2 separate regions of the Homo sapiens genome follow, and region 2 is linked to region 1. The links are chromatin loops, found by intact Hi-C in ENCODE. Cell type or tissue: OCI-LY7. All regions are shown on one strand. Each heading gives the region's core, and the rest is flanking DNA. Links, peaks and the distances in the headings are about the cores only.

What was found. A loop is a pair of places that touch in the nucleus more often than their neighbours do. Peaks named below come from ENCODE experiments on the same cell type or tissue, not always from the same donor. Only the 100,000 strongest peaks of a DNase experiment are listed, where the experiment ranks them.
Region 2: it touches region 1 in a loop (8-fold over the local background); 1 of 110 quality-filtered maps calls a loop at or near these places.

What each region holds. Positions count from the first base shown.
Region 1 is chr2:12,026,370-12,037,287 of GRCh38, forward strand. The region is part of intron 2 of MIR3681HG (MIR3681 host gene); the gene reads left to right. It overlaps LOC124906141 (small nucleolar RNA SNORD18), which reads right to left and starts at 4,003; the gene lies at 3,934-4,003. RefSeq lists an enhancer at 8,246-8,295. In OCI-LY7, for the core only: a CTCF peak has its summit at 6,198; DNase peaks (open chromatin) are centred at 5,672, 6,252, 7,022 and 8,132; H3K4me3 peaks cover 3,134 bases; H3K27ac peaks cover 4,954 bases.
Region 2 is chr2:11,898,862-11,909,779 of GRCh38, forward strand. No RefSeq gene overlaps it. Among named protein-coding and RNA genes, the nearest start is that of MIR4262, 67 kb to the left of the region's middle. RefSeq lists a silencer at 2,702-2,996 and an enhancer at 5,166-5,295. In OCI-LY7, for the core only: a CTCF peak has its summit at 5,455 (motif pointing left); a DNase peak (open chromatin) is centred at 5,400.

The sequences.
Region 1 (10,918 bases), core at 3,751-8,750:
TTTAAATCCTTTAAAAACACTCACCATATAAACTTGCCTTTGAGCTTGTGTGTTCTCTTTGTTAATGTGTAGAGTTCTCCTCTCTCAAAATTGCCAGTGTGTACTTGGCTTAACTCAAGAACAGTTTCTTCCGGATTCCTTATTTGATTTATTTAACCTAATTATATTCTAATATTGCAAATATTACCGTAAGTGGGTAAAAGTAAAATTCCTCTTCTGAAAAAAAAACAAAAACAAAACCTCTTTCCTTTATAAGTTATCCAGTCTTATGCTTTTATTAGCAGGGTGAGAACGGACTAATACAGTAACATTGGGTCATAATGAACATGATAAGCAAAGCTGAAAGAGTTAGTTAAATTATTCCAGGGATCACGTCTATCCTATCAAACTTACTTTTTTCCTTTTGGGAATCACTTTTAAAAATACAAGGGCTTTACATGTGCGTTACTCATTATAGCAGCCATTACAAGCATATTCTGAATCTGACATCTAAGCAACATTTTGACATCTACGACCTGCAGAGTTGAGAGGCACCAAAGAGACCATTTCACTTCACAGGTGGTAAAACTGTGGCCCAGGTAATGTGCGTAAACTGTTGAGGATTTCATGGTTTGAACTGGAACTTCTGTCTATTAGATTGAGTGGTATCAAATTTTATTTGGAAGATGAATATTGATATCTTACTCTGCTCTGGGCTTATTTAAATTCATATTAAGAAAAAATTAAAATAAGCCATATGTCATGGCACACCAACAGAGAAATATCAGTTTTCTATTAATAATGTTTACATTTTATAATGTATCAAGGTTTTCCAAGTGTTTTCTAAGCGAGCTCAATATTGGAAAGACAGATATCACTTTTAGAGAGAAGGAAACAGATGTCCAGAGTCACCAAGTGACTTGGCCGAGGCCTCACCATTTAGGAAACAGTGAGAGCCAAGTTCCACACCTGTGTGGTGACTTATTCTCTGGTCCACTGCACAGATGCCTGGGACAAACCTCACCAGGTTCTTCCTTTCAAACCTGATGTTTTTTCCTGGATGATGAAGCATTTTGTCTACAGGTCTGTATATGTGGAAGAGAGAAAGGTGATTTTTTTTTCCTTAAGTCATTCTCAGAGCTTTTATCTCTCTAGCAGTTTCTGACCTTCACCTCCCTTCTTCTTCTCACTCATTTTCCTTTCTTATCACATATTAGCTCTAGCGTTTTCAGTTTTTATCAATACATTTTGTAGATTTTTATAGACTAGTACAGAAGTTGCCAAACTATGGCCCACCGCTTGTTTTTTAAAATAAAGCTGAAGTAAATAACAACGTCATTGAGATACGATTTATGTGCCAAAAAATTCGCCCTTGTAAAGTATACAATTTAGAGGTTTTTAGTATATTTAGAGATTTGTGCAATCATGACCACTGTAAGACAGTTCCATCACCTGGAAAGAAATCCTATATGCATTGAGTCACTCCCTATTATCCCAGGCCCCACCTAACCCTAAGCAACCACAAATCTGCTTTCTGACTCTATGAAACTGCCTATTCTGAACATTTCAAATAAATGGAATTATACAAGATATAGTCTCTTGTGACCAGTTTCTGTTAGGTAGCATGATGCTTTCAGGGTTCATCCATGTTGTGGCACTCATTGGTACTCCATTTCTTTTTATACTGCTTAAAAGTCCACTGTGTGGACATACCACGTTTTGTTTACATATTCATCTGTTGATGGACCCTTGGGTTTTTTCCATCTTTTGACTATTATGAATAATGTTGCTATGAACATTCATGTACAAATTTTTAGGAGGGCATGTGTTTTCATTTGTCCTGGATATATACCTAGCAGTGGAATTATTGGTTCATATGGTAACTCTGTCTGATATTTTGAGGAATTGCCAAACTTATTTTTCAAAGTAACTCTACCATTTTACAATCCACCCAGCAATGAAATGAGTGTTCCCATTTCTCTACATCTTTGCCAAAACGTGTTATTTTTCATTTTGCTTTACAATACTTTTGGGAACTGGTATTTTGTCCGTCTTCTTTATTTTCATCATTTTAGTGGGTGTAAAGTGTATATCATTGTATTTTTTATTTGAATTTTTCTATTGGCTAAGGATGATGAGCGTTTTTTCATGTGCTTATTGGTCATTTATGTATCTTCTTTAAACAGATGTCTATTTAAATCCTTTGCCCTTTAAAAAATTGGGTTGTCTTTTTGTTGCATTCTATGAGATTGTATATATATATGTATATACACACACACACATACATACACACACACACACACACACACACACACACACACACACACACATATATATGGATATTCAGGAACCAAATCCCTTATTAATGTGATTTGCAAGTAATTTTTCCCATTCTATGGGTTATATGTTCACTTTATGATGATGTTCTTTGAAACCCCAAAGTTTTGAATTTTTGTGAACTCCAATTTATCTATTTTTTTCCCTTTATCACTTGTGCTCCTGGTGTCATATATGGATTGAAACCATTGCCTAACCCAAAGCCACAAAGAGTTACTCTTATATTTTCTTCTATAAGTTTAATAATCTTAGCGTTTATATTTAGGTATATGATCCATTTTGAGTTGATTTTTTATACCTGTGAAGTAGTGGTCCAACTTCATGTTTTACATATTGTTTGTTTGTTTGTTTGAGATGGAGTCTCCCTCTGTTTTCCAGGCTGGAGTGCAGTGGCATGATCTCGGCTCACTGCAACCTCTGCCTCCGGGGTTCAAACGATTCTCCCAAGTAGCTGGGACTACAGGTGCTTGCCACCATGCCTGGCTAATTTTTTGTATATTTAGTAGAGACGGGGTTTCACCGTGTTAGCCAGGATGGTCTCGATCTCCAGATCTCGTGATCCATCCACCTCGGCCTTCCAAAGTGCTGGGATTACAGGTGTGAGCCACCATGCCTGGCCACATATTGTTTTAAAACAACAATTTTGTAAAACATCCAGTTGTCCCAATGCCATTTGTTGAAAATACAGTTTTTGCCTCCGTTGAATTATCTTGTCATGCTTGTTGAAAATCAATTGATATAAGTATTATTCCCTTCCATTTTAATAGCTGGCCTTAACATTCCCATTCATGATCTTATATTTATCCCATTGAAGGCAATACCGCTGGCTCACCCTTGTATAAACAGATCAAAGAGAGCCTGTCTAAAAGTTTCAGTGTATTTATTTTTAAACTTGGAGAAGGGAAAGTCTTTCTAGGCAGCATAGAAAACCCAGAAGCTATAAAAGAAAAGATATACACATATGACTATATACAAATTTTGCATTTCTGTTTGGCACAGAAGAGTTCAAACAAAGGAAGACAAACAAATCTGGGGAATGGATCTGCAACAAATACGACAAATGAAAGGCTAATTTTCTTCATCTTTAAAAAGCCCACCAATAAGACATTTATAAATTAATAGAAAACCCAATAAAGAAATATGAACAAGTACATTTAAAAGGTGTTCAATATATCTCTTAGTTAACGCGATGCAAATAAAAATTATGAATCACCGTGTTTTTTCCTTAGGAAGGTAAACATTAAAACACTGGCTCATGGGAAGTGCTGCTAGTGACTGGCTGATGGGGTGGAGAACATCTATTCTCACAAATTATGGGGGTGCAAGTTGTTGCTACTATTATGGATTGTAATTTGCCAATGTTTGTTAAAATACAAATTGCTCATATTTTGATCTACAAATTTCATTGCTATGAATACTTGCTAGAATGAAGAAAAAAAAAACAAAAGGAAAACAAGCTTGGAAGCAGTCTAAATGTTTAATCAGGAATATTAAACAGTCATCAGGTAGCTTCATGTATCTTAATATGGAAAAATCTCTAAAAATATTTTCAGGGGAAGATTTAAAATACTGTAAATTTGGACATCATATGGACCAAATTGTATAATCTCCCCCCCACAAATCAGAACTTCCACAACATCATGTGTTTCAGAAACACAGACCATGAAGTGAAATCTCATCATACACACATTTTAAAAATGTAAATATAAAATAAAATGTGTAAAAACACAATGTAAAGGTAAACATGCCAAGTGAAAATTAAAAATTATAAATGCATTCGTATGTGTCAGCATAACATTAAGTCTAAGCATAGTGTGTATTGTTGCTGTTCTTAAAAGGATGCATTAAGTATCTGATGATAGTGATTATTGTTTGGGGGAGGGACCAAGAATGGAAAGATGTATGTACTTTTCATTTTATAACATTGCACACCACTGAGCAGCCTCATCCAGTGCAGGGTATTATTTTTAACCTTAAAAAATAGGGTCAACTGGGGCCAGGAGCGGTAGCTCACGCCTGTAATCCCAGAACTTTGGGAGGCCAAGGCGGGTGGATCGCGAGGTCAGGAGATCGAGACCATCCTGGCTAACGTGGTGAAACCCCGTCTCTATTAAAAATACAAAAAATTAGCTGGGTGTGGTGGCAGGCGCCTGTAGTCCCAGCTACTTGGGAGGCTGAGGAAGGAGAATGGTGTGAACCTGGGAGGCGGAGCTTGCAGTGAGCCAAGCTCGTGCCACTGCACTCCAGCCTGGGTGACAGAGCGAGACTCCATCTCAAAAAAAAAAAAAAAAAAAAAAAAAAAGATCACTTGGGATTATTTGAGTGGTGGGATGATAAGCCAAAATTTTCCGGCTTTCTAGATCTCTGTATTAAAAACAAGTTATAGTTGTTTTTTTAAATTAACATTCTTAAAATACCTACCAGTTGTAGTTTACTAACTGCAGTCAAATTTCTAAAGCTTGTTAGGTGATGGGGCTGCTAGAAGCCATGTGCTTATGAGACAATGCATTCAATGTTGACATTCATCATCTGCTTCTTTTTAAATAATTTTGGTAAACTATTCCTAACATAAAATTTACAACTTAACCATTTTTAAGTGTGCCGCTCAGCGGCATTAGGTACATTTACATTGTTGTGCAACCATCATCATCCATCTCCACAAGTCTTTTCATCATCCCAGACTGATACCCTGTCCCCATTTAATAATAGTTCCTCATTCTTCACTCCGACTCCTGGCAACCACCATTCTGCTCTTCGTGTCTATGAATTTGGCGGCTCTAGGTACCTCACGTAAGTGCAATCATGCCATATTTGTCCTTCTGGGACTGGTTTACTCCACTTAAGATAATGTCCTCAAGGTTCATCTGTATTGTGGTGTGTCAGAATTTCTTTCCCTTTGGAGACTGAATAATATTCCACTGATGTATGTGGCACATTTTGTTTCTCTGTTGATCCACCGATGAACACTTGGGTTGCTTCCACCTGTTGGCTATCGTGAATAATTCCGCCGTGCATATGAATGCATAAGTGTCTGTGTGAGACCCTGCTTTCAGTTCTTTTGGAAATATGCCCAGAAGTGGAATTTCTGGATCATGTGGAAATTCTGTATTTAATCTTTTGAGGAACCGCCATACTGCTTTCCACAATGGCTGCACCGTTTAACTCTCCTACCAGCAATGCACAAGAGTCCCAGCTTCTCCACATCCTTGCCAATGGTTATTTTATGTATGTGTCTGTGTGTGTGTGTGCGTTTTCTGATAGTGACCATTCACATGAGTGCAAGGTGATATCTCATTGTGGTTTTTATTTGCATTTTTATCTGCTCATTCTTACAGCAAACATTCACTGCCAGCACACAGGTGCCAAGACCTGGGACACGCACTAGTGCCCAGAGGGGCCCTGCTGTCATCGCCCTCAGAGTGGGGTGGGGGTACTGATAACCAAATGCAAGCTGGCATTACCCCTCCTGGCAGGCAGTGAGGGGTAGCCTGCACGTGGCACTGTGGGGACCCTGGGGTGGTGTGATGCTGGCTTGCTTGGTCATCTCCAGGACTTCCTAGTAGGCTAGAGACAGTGAGTTCCAAACACTTAGGAAAAAATTATAGAATAACACTTAACAAAAAATTATAGAATAACACATAACAGTGAGAAATTTCTACTCGTTTACTTATTGTTCTCCCTGCAAGCTGGGAAAAGACAAGCATTCTTTGATTTTGCTGTTAGAACGTGGGGTTCCTTGGAACAAGTTCCAAGCACCACAGGCTTAAATGAAACATGTATTTCCACAGAGATGAAAGAAAAGGGAGGGTAAGATATCTCCTATGCAATTGCTTTGTATGCAGCCCAGGCTGTGAGGAGGAACAGTTTAGGCAACAGCAACACCACCCCCTGGCATTTGCAGAGGGCATTTAACTCTTCAAAGCACTGCCTCATAACCAAAGGAGGTGGCGTCCATGCGGAGAAAAGGTTATCACTTTTTTTTTTCTTGGCCTATAATTACTCATGTGCTTCATGCACCTGGTGGAAATTATATTTAACAGTACATGCAAATGCTTATTTCCTGAATGAATTTACATTTTCTTAGCTACTTTCTACTGTTCCCTTAATGTGGGCTTTATTAACCAGTTTTTATGCATTTTTGTTGATGTTAGCTTCTTGGCTAGTAACATTCTCATTTGGAGCTATCTTGGAGGTAGGACATAAAATGTATATGTGTTTATAAGTATAACATTCTTGAAAAATCAGTTATTAAAAAACAAAACAAAAAAGATTTTATAGCCAGAGTAGTGGAAGTCTAAGCTTCCACTACTTTCTTTTTAATGTCATTGGTTGATAGGTATTATACAAGTAATTGCTACCTTTAAAAAATTGATGAGGTTTAGTGTTTACTCCTGCTGAGTGAATTTTTTTCAGGATACCAAGCATTCTTTCTGTACTCTGAGTCATAGGTCAAAAAGTGGCTCTTAGATTCATGTATTTACTCTTTCTGAAAGCTTCTGCCTCCATTGTGGCATTGTAAAAGTGTCCTGGCTTTTTTAGGGGGAAAGGGAATGGGTGTGATGCTTTCTTTCTGGAAGCTTCTGCCTCCATTGTGGCATTGTAAAAGTGTCCTCGTTTTTTTAGGGGGAAAGGGAATGGGGTGTGATGCCTTATAGGTGAAAAGATTTCTCTTATTCCGTCAAGACACAGGAGGTCTCAGAATGGTGCGAGTTTTGGCAGCCTGACTGGTTTCTTCAGGCCATGGGAGGAAGATAGAGCAGCAATGTTCAGGGACCTGATGTGCTCAGAGAGGCTCCCAGAGCACTGCGTCCACTGCAGGATCTTTTTGGTTTTTGATTCATTCAAGAAATATGAATTTATTATCTCTATTACGGGTTGACTTCTGTCCCAACAAAAGTATGCTGGAGTCCTAGCCCCAGGTGCCTGTGAATGTGACCTGATTTAGAAATTGGGTCTTTGCAAGTATAATGAAATTAAGATGATGTCATATGAAATCAGGATGAGCCCTAATTCCATATGACCGCTGCCCCTCTAAGAAGAAGAGGAAAGACATAAACCCAGACTCAGAGAGGACATCACGTGAAGATGGAGGGAGAGGTGGGAGTGACGTGTCCATGAGCTAAGGAGCATCAGGGACTTGTGGTAAATCCCCAGAAGCCAGGAGAGAGGCAGGACGTGGATTCTCCCTCAAAGCCCGCAGTAGTAACCAAGCCTAAGACACCTGGGTTTTAGGCTTCTAACTTCCAGGACTGAGAGAGAATAAATGTCTGCTGTGTATTGCCATCAGGTCTATGGTGATTTGCTATGGTAGCCCCAGGAAACTCAGACAATGTCCAATATCCCAGATGCCACTTGGCACTGAGAAGCGTTAGGTAAAGGGGACAGTGTCTTTGCCCTGAAGAGGTAACACCAATGGAGGAACACACCCATGGAATGGGGGCAGTGGGTCCCATGTGGAGGATGGTAGGCTTTGGAGTCAGACCGAAGCAACTTCCAGTTGGGAGCTGATTTTCTTAAACTTTTTGGAGTTTGGGGTTTTTCCTTTTTACAGTGCAGGGCACCAGTGTCCTTCTCATGGGATTCCTGGTGGAAGGGTGAACACAGGTGTGGAGCTGAATGAGTTTGACCAGGGCCCAGCCTGCCGAAGGCCCCCAGCTAACACTTGCTATGGAAGGCCTGGACACACCGTCCTCACTCAGGTCATCCATTTAGAGTCAGTCTCTGCTCTTTCAAATTCACTTTGGTAGTTTTTGTCCTTGCATGGTGTTTATTTAAGGAACCATTCGGTTGGTTGAAACCTCACAGCATTTAGGTTTTGGCTCAATGCATTGGAACAATCTAGAAGGTATTTATAGCTAAAAACGTTTGTGCACCCCAAACCACATTATTTTACATCTCCTAACACTTGAACGAGCTCTGGTTTGGTTTGGATCTTTAAACCTTCTTGTGGTGTGGAGGAGAGTGAATTTTCCAACATCCCTCTCTCATCTCTGTAAATATCTTGGTCCCACCCCATCCAGTCGTCCCAAGCTGCGGTCTTCATCAGGTGACGCACAGGCAGCCCGATTATAATAACGTGGGCAGATGCTGTGTGAGGAGCCTTGATGGCCATTATTGGCAGATATTGGGCAAGACACTTTAATAGCTCACAACCTGCCTTTGTCTGGACTCACTTCAAGTCCTTTAACAGACACCTTCTATGGACAAAAATTGGTTTTCATTTTTGGGTCTTGGCAAGACAGAAACACAGAAAAACACATTTCTTCTGTTTCTTCTATACACCTGTGTAGGAACAAGCCAGGATTTATGAAGTTTGTCCTTTTTGAAAAACTCATTTTATTCCTAGCCAATATCATGACCTTAATGTGCATTCCAGCAATATCTCCAAAGGCAGCAGAGGGAGTGGGCCACGGAGGCATCAGTGCTGCCTCGTCGGGGACTGAAATCAGGCCGGAGCAGACAGTGGAGAAGGAAATATTTGGAGAAATAAGAACTGTGTTTTTATTCTTTTGTTGCCAGAAAGCCAAAACCGAAGCTGGAATTTTGTGGTTCCAGCACTTTTTGTGCCTCCCAGTCATTTTTCACAGATGGTTCTGGTTTAAGGAGAAGGCACTTTATCCACCAGAGGGAACGAGGCCCAGCGAATGTGCCCAAGCTGCCCATTCTCGTGCCTTGGTTTACTCTGCAGCTGGAGAAGATGAGAGCTCAGAGAAGATGGCTCAAAAGCCACCAATTAGGATGCAAAAAGGGAGCGATAAAATTACTCTGCAACAATGAAACTTGAACTTTCCTTTACATGATGTCACCTTGGGAGCACCAACTGCAGAGTCAGTCACGTGCTTCCTGGAGCCCACCTCCTACAAAGCTGAAGCTCACGTTTGGGCAGTTCTCAGTTTGCTTCTTTCTTTTCATTTGCTTCTGAGCAGCTTGGTGCCTTGCCATGCATCAAGACTTTAAGATAAAAGGGGCATAGCAAAGGTGGAGGTGGCATCACCTCTTCTCTTCACTGCTGAGTGGGTGAAGCCTTTCCTGACCACGTGTCTCTTCAGCAGCCCCTTGTCACACCCAGTCTTTGGCCCCTTCTCACCCCTCATCACCTCTCCTTGAAATCTCCCACCTTCCTACCAAGTGAGGTGGCTGGGTGTGTCAGGAAAGCTGGGCTGCCCCTCGTACATCATTGCAGCTCCCCTTTCCCCACCAACCCAGCACTGTGGAAGGAAGCCCACGTCTTTCTCAGCATACTCCTCTGCGACGCCTGGGCCATTTTCTTTGTCTTGTGTATACTGACTTGTTGGCTTTATTAGCAAGTTTCTCCTCCCTTTTCAGCATCCAGCACAGTTGTCCCCTCCTCTAGGAGGGCCTTTTCTTTCATTCCTCATAGGGTTGACACCATTTCTTTATGACAGCTCTTAACACTTTTAGGTTCTAGTTATTCACTAAAGTTTGGACTGTGGATTTCACTCCAGGGAAAGCATGCTACTTAGTGCTGCATTCTCAATGGCTAGTCATATGTGGTGCATAAAAAGGAGTCAATAGCTGGTTCTTACAGCCTTATAGATAAACTTACAGATTAGAGACTTTCCTCTGACATATCCAATTATCTATGTGGCTTTAACTTTCAGGCATGTGTCACCTGACCTAGTGCAGCATATCTCATTGAGTTTAAAATTGAGAAAAAATGGCATAGGTTCCACTTATACAGTGATTTGCAATTCACATACTTTCATGAAAGCTTTGATTTGGGGCCTTATCCATGGGAAACAGGAAGGGCATACACTCAATCCAGGAAATGAATATTGTCATCCCCATTTTACAGATGAGAAAACTGAGACTCACAGCAGTTTGTTGATTTATTCCTAGTTACAAAGAGAGTAAATTCAGAGCTGGGTCTTGTACCCGGGCCATCTGAATCCCAGCTCAAAATTTTTTAACAACATTGTATTGTTGTTGTTACAAAAGCATAACAATCATTTTGTGGGTTTTATAAAATAAAAGAAAACCACAACCCTCCATGATAACAACCATAACAAAGCCCTTGAACACTTCGGGGCAGATGCTATCTATATTTACGGGTGTAGCGTGTGCTGAAATGCCACTGGTGTGTGAGCAATACCCAAAGCCCGGGCACACAGGACCGGCTGTGTTGGGCAAACATCGTCACAGCTCATCGAACTCAAAGATTTGCAAACATAAAACATTTTCCAAGACTTGTCTCCACGAATGAGTGAGCCAAGCCCCTGGGGTGTGGCTATGTTACTCCATCAAAACAAACCCCAAAGCAGACCTTGGTGGGGTTTCAGGTCTTCTATTTGGGAATAAAGGTATGATTCATAATTATTTGGTCCAGGTGTGCAAGTGCAGGCCAGACCTTCCTTCAGAGCCAAGCTGGGCTGATGGACTCTAGCATTCCTCTTCTACAGGCCCTTATAGTGCCATTTCCAGGTTCGCTTTGGGCAGAGATGCAGGGGAGGCTATAAAAGCCAAATTCGCCATTCAGATGGTCTGTGGTTTATTAAGTGGGTTTAGATGACGTCTCAATACTTATGGGTGAGATCTTTTGGATCCTTAGGTTACCCCAGGTACTTAGGTCAAAGGCGATCTT
Region 2 (10,918 bases), core at 3,099-8,098, 130 kb before region 1:
AAGCCTCAAGTCGTTGCACCTCTATGAGCCTCTGTTTCCAAATATATAAAATGGGCACAATTGTAGCCCCTCCCAGGGTTATGAGAGTTAAATAAGGTGGTGTGTACTGCATAAAGGGTTTAGTCCAGAACCATGGGCCAGGGCCAGGGCCGGAGGGACATTTGTCTGTCCTCTTCCCTTTTGTGGAGTGAGGGGTTAGTTTTGAAGCACAAGAAGAGAGAAGGGGAGGGTCGCAAAGAAGGGTAGCGAGAAGGGGAATCAAGGGAGCTCATGTCAGTGCCTCCCAAACTCAAGCCTATTTGATCGTTAATCCTGATATTTCCATTTCCAATTGAGCACTTTACAGCCTTCTAGTGTGGAAGATATCTAAAATTTATCCAACCAGTACTCTGTCTTCATCCAAGTGAAGTAGGTAAGCTGGATTTCATGAAGTAACTGAATCCCAGAGAGGCTGGGACCTGTCCTGTATCATGTAGCCTGTGAAAGGAGAAACTGGGGTGAGAATATCACAGTGAGGGCTGAATTCTTCCTATTGGTGTTTGGAGGAGAGGTCTGTCCCTGGAAGGCTGGGGTCTCCTGGCTGGCCTGACTCCACCTTGCCCAGCCTGGGGCCCATCACCTCCCAGTGAGAGAGCCCAGTGAACCCGCAGTGGGATTAGATGCCGCTCCTGTCCAACCACCTGATGACTTTTACAGCAAAATTTCTTCTTAAATCTGGTTAGAGTTTCTGACTAAGGGAGGAGTGAGTCACCCAACAGCCTTCATCTGAGCAGAACAATGAACGTGTTAAAGTCATCAGGCATGCGGGCTGGGAGTATATGATGCTGTTCCTCATCTGGTCTAGGACAGAATGTCCTTAGGAAGGTACGAACAATTTTGCTGGTGAGAACCCCTGATTGAAAAACCATCACTTTACTCAGGCGACAATGTCCCCCGTCTGCCCTGGGTGCTGCTGTCTCTCCTATGTGTCTTTCCATATAGACCAAGTTTATGCAATACTGATTACATGGAAAACAAAGTATTTGTATAGATACCAACAAAAGCAATGGGTAAATGAGGCTTACTTTTGTTTTAAATGAGCCTTGTTTAAAACAGAAACCTGCTTTCAATCATAGCTCATTTTACATCAGTCACGTCCTGGGCAGAAATCAGTGTGGTGTCTACAGAGCCGAATATCAGGACAGCTGGATTCTAGTTCTGTTGGGCTATAACCCCTGTGTGACCCTGGGTGGCTTATTTCCCCTCCCTTTCCCTTAATTTTCCTATTTGTAAGATGAGAGATTTGGACTGCATCTTCGAGAGCATTTCCAACTCCTAGCTCTTGCCATGGATGAGCCGACGCTGGCAGATCCTGCTTTCTCTCCAGTGGTTAGCAACTTTCAGAAGCTCCTCGTGGTTAATTGGGAACAATCTTCCTGCTTCAGCTTCTTTCCTCTGCCTAGAACAACTTCTATTCTCCTCCTTCTCTACCAGGAATTCTCTTTTCCATTCTTTAAGACTTGGCTCAGGCCACACTACTTGCAGAAGCCCTCTTTGACCCTGGGGCGAGAGGCTGGGTTCTGTATTAGTTTGTTAGGGCTGCTATAACAAAGTAGCATCCACTGAGGATGTTAAACAGCAGAAGGTTCTGGAGGCCAGAAATCAGAGCTCAAACTGTCAGAGGGATTTGAACAAGAGCGACTCCATCTTGAGTAGGGGCTGGGTAAAATAAGGCTGAGACCTACTGGGCTGCATTCCCAGATGGTTAGGCATTCTAAGTCACAGGATGAGATAGGAGGTCAGCACATGATACAGGTCATAAAGACCTTGCTGATAAAACAGGCTGCAGTAAAGGAGCCAGCTAAAACCCACCAAAACCAAGATGGCCACGAGAGTGACCTCTGGTCATCCTCACTGCTACACTCCCACCAGCGCCGTGGCAGTTTAGAAATGCCGTGGCAGCCTCAGGAAGTTACCCTTTATGGTCTAACAAAAAGGAGGCATGAATAATCCACTCCTTGTTTAGCATATAATCAAGAAATAACCATAAAAATGTGCAACCAGTAGCCCTCAGGGCTGCTTTGCCTATGGAGTAGCCATTCTTTATTCCTTTACTTTCCTAATAAACTTGCTTTCACTTTACGGACTCGCCCTGAATTCTTTCTTGTGTGAGATCCAAGAACCCTCTCTTGGGGTCTGGATTGGGACCCCTTTCCTGTAACAAAGCTGTGGGCGGGGTTGGGTTTTTTCTGGGGCTGTGAGGGAGACTGTTGCAGGCCTCTCTCCCAGCTTGTGGGGCTTTGTTCTTGGCCTACAGAAGCATCACCCAAATCTGTCTCCATCTTCACATGGCTCCTCCCTGTGTGCACATCTGTCTCCCAGCTTCCCCTTTCCACGAGGACACCAGTCATAGTAGGTTAGGACCCATCCTTCTTCAGCATGACCTTGTCTTAACCACTTACTGCCCTATTTCCAAATAATGGCACATGCTGAGCTACACAGGGAGGGGGATTAGGACTTCAACATAGGAGTTTTGGGGGGACACAATTCAGCTCACAACAGGTACCCTTGCTGCGCCCCCTGCACCCCTTCCATGCCAGCTCCATGGCGCTGTGGACCATCTTTCCCAGGGCAGCCTGAGTAGCAGAGGAGGCTGAGCCAGAGCGGAGCCTGGAGAGCGGTGAAGAGTTGTCCACAGGTCTGGACTGTGGGTCCAAGAAACAGCAGCCAAAGGGAGCAAACAGCAGCTCCATATAGACCATATAGATATGAGTTGCAGTTGCTCACATCTGCAACTCACGCACCAGGAGATGAGGGAGGCAGATCGCAGTGGCAGCCCCAAGGCTTGGAGCGGAGACAGGTATGTGTCTGGGGCTGCCTAGAAAGATGGGTGGAGCTACAGAGGAGGTGGGCGTGGTCAGGAGGAGAGGCCCACTCAGGAGACAGGGAAGGCCGCTCAGGCTACGGCTGTCTGGCAAGGATGGTGATTCCTTCTGTCCTGGAGCCCTTTACAGTTTAAACACTCACTCGGTTGGACAATTTCTGTTGGTGTTCAACCCCTGGATGGGCAGGAGTTGTCTTTTGCTTTGACAGCATATTCCAAATTTGTGTAAGTGGACCCTCAGCTGCAGTCCAGGGCTCACCCATTTGGCTTCCTGGATCCCCTTATCTAACGGGACGGAACTCCACAGCCCGGTCTTCCCCTGAGTCCTGGCCGCGTTGCTCTCCCTCGTGTCGCTATCTCCTTGTTTCCTCGAATTTCATTTTGGAAAATTCCCATTGCACAGCCCAGTGGCTGGAGTTTTGGTGAAATTTCTTTGGAGTCTTGTGTTGTGTTTTAAAAATCTATGCAGATTTTTGAATTCTATTCTATTTTTTCAAGTTTGCACTAGTGTAAATGTATTATTTGAAACGACTTGGCTTTGATCTTGGAGGGAGATGGAGCAAGTCGATCCTGGGGCTTGCTGTAGGCCTGCCCACTCCATACATGTGGGTTCCTGGATTTTTTGACTTGCGATTTCAGTTTTTTTACTTTTTTTTTTTTTTTTTTTGACAGAGTCTTGCTCTGTCCCTCAGGCTGGAGTGCAGTGCCATGATCTTGGCTCACTGCAATCTTCGCCTCCTGGGTTCAAGCAGTTCTGTCTCAGCCCCCCAAGTAGTTGGGGCTACAGATGCTCATCACCACACTTGGCTAATTTTTGTACTTTTAGTAGAGGTGGGGTTTCACCATGTTGGCCAGGCTGGTCTTGAACTCCTGACCTCAAGTGATCCACCTGCCTCGGCCTCCCAGAGTGCTAGTATTACAGGCGTGAGCCACCATGCCCAGCCTCTTCCCATATTTGGTCTGGCTGGATACCCTAAAGGGTAATGTCCTTCTCAGCTGCTAGACCCAGGCTCCTGGCCCTCCTTCTCCCCAGTGGCACTCTGAGACCAGCCTCATCCATCTCACCTGTCCTGGCTACCAGGGCAGGGCCAGACATGCCTTTCAGAAAGTGCCCTATCTGATGCCTCATTTTCATTCTTGGACAGAGCATACCCACAGTTCCAGTCCTTCACAACTGAGGTCTTTGGGGCTGGACCCCTGGGGTGCTCTGTCTTGGGGGAACTGTGAGCCACCCTTAAGCTCTTCCATTCCTCTGGCTCCATTTCTTCAAGCCACCAAGACCTTTCCAAAGGGGCCAAGAAGGTATCTCCAACCTAGGCCTCTTCTCCCAGCTGAGGAAAAGGCAGAGAAGTGGAGGATGCTTACCCTGCCCCTGCCTCTGCCATTTCTCCCCAGCTTATGGTCTGATTTTGAGGTAGGAGGCAGGACTCAACTCCGGAAGCAGGGCTTGGACACTGGACCAGATTGAGGATTAGCAAGAAACAGGGCAAGTGTAGAAACAGCTTTCAATCAGACACTCCCACCAATGTGCCATGTCGGTCTATCCTTGCCATGGCAACACCCAGGAGTTACTGCCGCTTTCCCTGGCAATGACCCAGTGACCAAAAAGTTACTTCCCCTTCCCTAGAAATTTCTACATAAACCACCCTTTAATCTGCATGCAATTAAAAGTGGATATACATATGACTGCAAAACTGCCCTGAGCTACTACTCTCCGCCTAACTCTGCTCTGCAGGGGCAGTCATGGGGCTGTAACACACCTCTTCAATAAAGCCATTTTCTTCTACCTTTGGCTTGCCCTTGAATTCTTTCCTGAGCAAAGCCAAGATCCCTCATGGGCTAAGTGCCACTTTCAGACTCACCTGCACTGTGTCAGTTTCACCTCCTCCGTAAGTCTCAAAGAGCCAGTGCTTAGGTGTCTAAGGACTTGGGTTCACATCTTTCTTCCACTTATTAGGTATGGGATCTTGTGGTAGCCTTATAACTGCTATGAACCTCCGTTTCCTTATTTGTAAAATAGGGATATTCAACTCCAGTTGAAAGAGTTAAGTGGGATAACAAATAATAATATGGTTTGGCTCTGTGTCCCCACCCAAATCTCATCTCTAATTGTAATTCCCACGTGTCAGAGGTGGGCCCTGGTGGGAGGTGATCAAATTATGGGAAAGCACTTCCCCCTTGCTGTTCTTGTGATAGTGAGTTCTCACGAGATCTGATGTTTAAAAATGTGGCGCTTTCCTCTTCTCTCTCTCTCTCTCTCCTGCTCCACTATGGTAAGACGTGCCTTGCTTCCCCTTCACCTTCTGCCACGATTGTAAGTTTCTTGAGGCCTCCCCAGCCATGTGGAACTGTGAGGCAGTCTCAGGCAGTTCTTTATGGCAGTGTGATAGCGGTCTAATACAGATGGTAAAGCACGCACCACAGTGCCTGACATACAGCTGGCACCTGGTCAATGGGCATTGTCCTTCTCGGCTCCCTTCCACCTCATTTTGTCTATTTTTCCACTGTTGCACCTGCTGTTCTTTCTGGGGGAGTTCCTTAGTTCCCTTTCTGCATCATCTGCCTGCCTGCCCTCTCTGAGCTCCTCCTAGTGGAGGCCCATGTGCAGGGTGGGGTAAGGGGCCAATGGTGGCCTGTGCTGCAAATGAGGAACCTGGGTCCACAGGGGTGGCTCTGCCGGGGCTGCCCTGGAGACTGGGCTGTCTCCAAATCTTAGCTCACCTGGATCACAGCCACATTTGCAGAGGTGCCTGGTGACAGGTATGTGACCAGGACCATATTTTAAATTAGATCTGGCTGACTTTGCCAGGTTGGTGTCTGAGATGTGAATCTTCTCAGCCTTGCTCATGTCTCATGGGGGACTTACCTTCCTTCCCACTATGTTTTCCTGTAGCCATATGCATGTGGCCACTCACACCAAAATCTTCTAGCTGTTTGTAACCTGTCTCATAAAAATATTAATTTACTTACTTGTTATCTTACACGATTCTCTTTGTTTCCACTTTGGAGCTAGGACCCATATCTGCTTTTCTTGTACATCTTTTCAGCTCCTTGCACATTGCTGAGTTTAGGAAGGATCCTCAAAATACTGTGTCTGCTTTTCAGTCTACAAAAGCAACAGCAGCTAACATCGTCATAGTTTGCCAAACAAGCTCTATGATTTTATTTAATCTTCTCACCGGCCATAAGAGATAGCTATTGTGGTAATGGGAGAACCAAAGTTCAGAGAGACTCAGCAACTTGCCCAGGGTTGCATAGACAGTAGGTTATATCAGGGTAAGTGGGACCACAGGACCCGGATTGAGCAAAGCTGAAGCTACATAGCACAGTCAAGCACATGCTTGGGTTCTGCAGAATTTACTCTTGCTGCTTGGATAGCTCATGGCTTAAGCCTTGTCCTAGTCAAGGGATGTAACCAAAGCGATAAATCTGATCTGTATCCTTAAGATGGCTTAGCTGGTCTTTCATCTCAGACAACAAGGCTCTTTAGGAAATCACCTCCTTATGTTAACTTTAAAAAATGCAGTTCTTGCACTAAATAGCTATTTTCCATTTTTTAAAAATTGCATGAGCACACAGTATTTATCTCATCGAAAATTATGATAAACCCCCTGAATGTTTTATGTTTTTCACGATTCATATGGAACAAATTAAAAATAACTTTCCATAGTATGAATTGCCCCAGAGCATGGTGCAAAGACCCTTCATCCTGCCTGCTCCTGCCAACTTCACCACATCTGCCTCAAATGTCAACACCTGCCATCAGAGAGAGGCTCTGGTGAAAGTGTCCAGTGAAACACCTGGGCTCACATCTGGAGCCTTTGTCTGACAGGCTGCCATGACTTCCAAGGGAGAAGGTGTCATTTATGATATTTTATTCATACGCACATGCAATTGGGAAGATCGGTAATTTTTATTACTGTGTTTAGATTTAAAGTCTGCCTTGTCAGTTGCTTCTATAAGTATTTTAAAAAGGAAAAATGCAAGCCACCAAAGTTTGAGCTTTCATGAGACACGTTGTGCCAGGACAAGTTTGAAAGGCTGTGGATGTCATTGTGTCTGCTGGTTTTGGTCACACTCATCTCTGCTTTAGCATGGCCTGGTCACAGGGCTAAGCAAGTGGTTGGATGTGGATTTCAACTCATGTTTGTTGGACTAGAAGAACTTTTTATTTCCATGCCTCGACTTTGCAAGATTGGCTCTGAGTGACAGCTCTACCATTCTGTAACAGTGACCTGAAGCAAATCACTTAACTTCTCAGTGAAGTGGGACAATGAAAACCAACTTCAGTGAATTACTGTGAAGAGTGAATATACAAGGAACATCTAGTTGTTCAGTAAAGGGAGGCAAGAAGTTAAAATATCAGGTTAATGGATCTGCCAGTGTAGCTCAGGGAAACCTGGGAGGAGTAGGATCTGGTGGCATCTTCCTCTCCTTCTTACATTCCTTTCACACCCCTAAACCAGGGCATACACAAAAGCATGAGGATCAGGTCTGGACTTCTCTGAAGGGACAGCGGGCAGCATTTGCTCTGTGGATACTTTTCCAACACTGAGCAGAGAGGTCAAAAGGAAGGCAATCCTTTTGCTAAGCTCAGAGAGCTGAGATGGCTCAGCCTTAGGGCTGGCCCTCCAGGTGTGGAGAGGAAACTGGGTCTTCTCTCTGGGATCTTTCCTGTATCCTATGGGCCAGAGAGAGTAAAGGTGGTGAGGTACTCTCTCTGGATATCTCTATTCAGAGAGAGTAAAGGTGGTGAGGAGGCCAGGGCAGGAAGTGCTAGGTAGGTCTCAGTGCCCATCTGGCTGGCTGTCTGTCCGTCCATCCATCCATCCATCCATCCATCCATCCATCCATCCTCCTTTCAATATTTTTTTCTTTTTTGAGATGGAGTCTCACTCTGTCGCCCAGGCTGGAGTGCAGTGGCGCGATCTCGGCTCACTGCAAGCTCCGCCTCCTGGGTTCACGCCATTCTCCTGCCTCAGCCTCCCGAGTAGCTAGGACTACAGGCGCCCACCACCACGCCCGGCTAATTTTTTGTATTTTTAGTAGAGATGAGGTTTCACCATGTTAGCCAGGATGGTTTCGATCTCCTAACCTCGTGATCCGCCCGCCTCAGCCTCCCAAAGTGCTGAGATTACAGGCGTGAGCCACCGCGCCCGGCCCTTCCTTTCAATATTTATTGAAGCCTGTTTGGTGTTAGGCACTGGATTTAGGGCTGAGAATATAGACATGATTCTCAAAGTTCAGTGTCCTCCAAGACTATCCCAACACTGCCTCTTTCAAATAATTCTGGTTAATCTCTTTCACATAATTTTTCATGATCTGAAATTATATTATGTATTTTATGTGCATGTCTTCTCCACTGGAATATCAGCTCCTTCAGAGCAGGGACCTTGTTTGTCTTGTTCACGGGTCTGTCCCCATTGGCCCCCATAGTTTCTGGCATATACTGACTGAACAAGCTGACTTCAGAAGGATGAAGGGTACGACAAAGCCCGAGGAGTTCAGAAACCTTAACATAAAAGTCATGAGGGGAAGGAGTTCTCCCAGAGGAGGGGTGTGTAGTGTTCTGATAATTGCACTGGCAGCAGCTCAGAGACAAGCTGCTGGTTTTGTAATTGTGAAAGATTTTGCCCTGTCCATACCTTCTTCCCTGTAACTGTGCAGGGTCTTCCTGTTCTGGTTTTTGGCTTGGCCGTGTAGCTGGCTTTGGCCAGCGGGAAGTTAGCAAACAGGATGCAAAGAGGAACTAGAAAAGTCCTTGCTTTGTTGGGCTTCCTGCTCCTGTGCTACATTATCACCATGAGAACAAACCTGGGCTAGTTCATTAAAGGACGAAGGATAAGCACAGCTGAGCTGCCTCGGATGCTCCAACCAGGCCATCCCAGATCAGCCAGCACCTAGCCAACCCAAACATAATATGAGTGAGCCCAGCCTGAATCTCCAATCCCTCAGACTTGTGAGCTAAACAAATGTTTTTTGTTGTATGCTACTGAAGTTTGGAGGTATTTGTTATGTAGCGTTATTGTGGCAACTGATGATCAATACAGGAACCTTCTATGGGGGCTGGCTATATGCATGCCTTCTATTGGCCTCAACTAAAGTGATAGTAATGCTAATCATTAATTACTATTTATTGAATACCTACAGACTGGCCCAGGCACTGTTTAAAGACAGTCTGTGTTTTATTTCTAATCCTCACAATAAACTTTTAAGGTTGGCAAAATGACAATGACCACCCTCATTTCTGCTACTTAATAAGCCACATATACAAGTGGTTATGGCCGCAGATACTGAATTCAGATTGCCCGGGTTCAAATCTGAGTACATTTTCTCCATTGTTTTGTGACCTTGGGCAGGAGAGACAGTATCCTTCACCTTTGTGCCCTTTGGTTTCCTCATATGTAAAATGGGATAATAACAACATCTATTTCATTGAGTTGCCTTGAGGATTGGCTCATTAATTACTGTTTGACACACAGGTGCTTAAGGCAGTGCCCTGGGCACAGTGCTCATAAATGCTGCCCTGATTATTGGTGTCCTCAGGCAATAGGCCCAGGGCTAAGCATTTCCTACATATGATTTCACTGCATTCTCACAGAAACCCAGGAGAAAGAACTTGTTATCTCCATTTTATTGAAGAGGAAACTGAGGGTAGAGGGGATTATACTCGAGACCACCAGCTAAAAAGTAGTGAGTAGGCTGGGTGCAGTGGCTCACACCTATAATCCCAGCACTTTGGGAGGCCAAGGCGGGTGGATCACCTGAGGTCAGGAGTTCAAGACCAGCTTGGCCAACATGGTGAGATCCTCTCTACTAAAAATACAAAATTAGCCAGGAATGGTGGCAGGCACCTGTAATCCCAGCTACTGGGAAGGCTGAGGCAGGGAAATCTGTTGAACCTGGGAGGCAGAGGTTGCAGTGAGCCGAGATTCCCACTACTGCACTCCACCCTGGGCGACAGAGTGAGACTTCATCTCGGGGAAAAAAGAACAATACAGTGAGTAAACCAGAATAAAATTTAGAGGCTGACCTTGCTTCCCTAGCCACTGCCTCTCCTTGGTCCCAGCCAGTTTTCCTTCCCTCTGCCTGGGAAGGATGGGCAGTGCAGACGGTGATGCTGTCAGGCTCTGCGCTGGAGGCTGCTTTCCCTTGGCTGGTCCCACCTGTCCCCTTCTAGAGGAGGCCTCTAAGGACATGTGTGGGAGGGGATGTGGACCTTGGTGCAAACTCTTGTCTATCCCCAGAGATAGGAGCCCTGCAACAGCTCCCAACCTGCAGCCCCTTTTCTGCGTCCATTCCCATGGCTCTGTAATGAGGATTGTCTCTTCACTGCCTTCCCTACACGGTTACAGGGGACTCAGGACACAGAGCGCTGGTCAGATCTTTCTGAGCTCCAAGCCCTGTCCTGTCCTTGGGTTTCAGCCCTGGCCCTAAGCCCACCTGCAGATGGAAACCGGGTACCTTCCAGGATAGGGGATGAGGGGGACAGAGGGCAGCCCCTGAATGGGCATCCCTGCTGGCCTGCCTGGGGTGTGTCTCTCCCTCCGCTGCACCCTCAGGACTCCCGCGGCACTGGTCACAGGGTAATGTGGTGGCCTCTGTGCACTGCATGCTGTGGGTGCTGTGGTGCAGTGTTTGAGTGTGGTTCTAGCGTCTTGGTTTTTGTCTTTTGGTATAGTCACAGAAACATTTCTGAGTGAATATGTGCCAATGTTTTAACATTTAGGGATGGGATTAGTATGGGGGGGAGCATCGACCTTTACTTCACACTCTTGTTTTGTAATAAGTTGTCTCCCCCTTGGGAACAAGAGTCCCTGGAGGTCAAGGACTAAATCCTGTCCCTCTTTGGGTCCTCAGACCAACCCTGGCATATAGCAAGCACCCAGGGAATGTTTGCCGGATGAGCTACTGCATGGACATTCATGGACAGAACTCTTCCTTTATTCTCTGTGACCGAGTCTTCCTCATGCTTCCTGTCCGGTGGCTGAGCCTCTGAACTTCCGCAGTAGCTGGTGTGTCTGCCTGTGAGTTGCCTGGAGCACCACTGTCTCC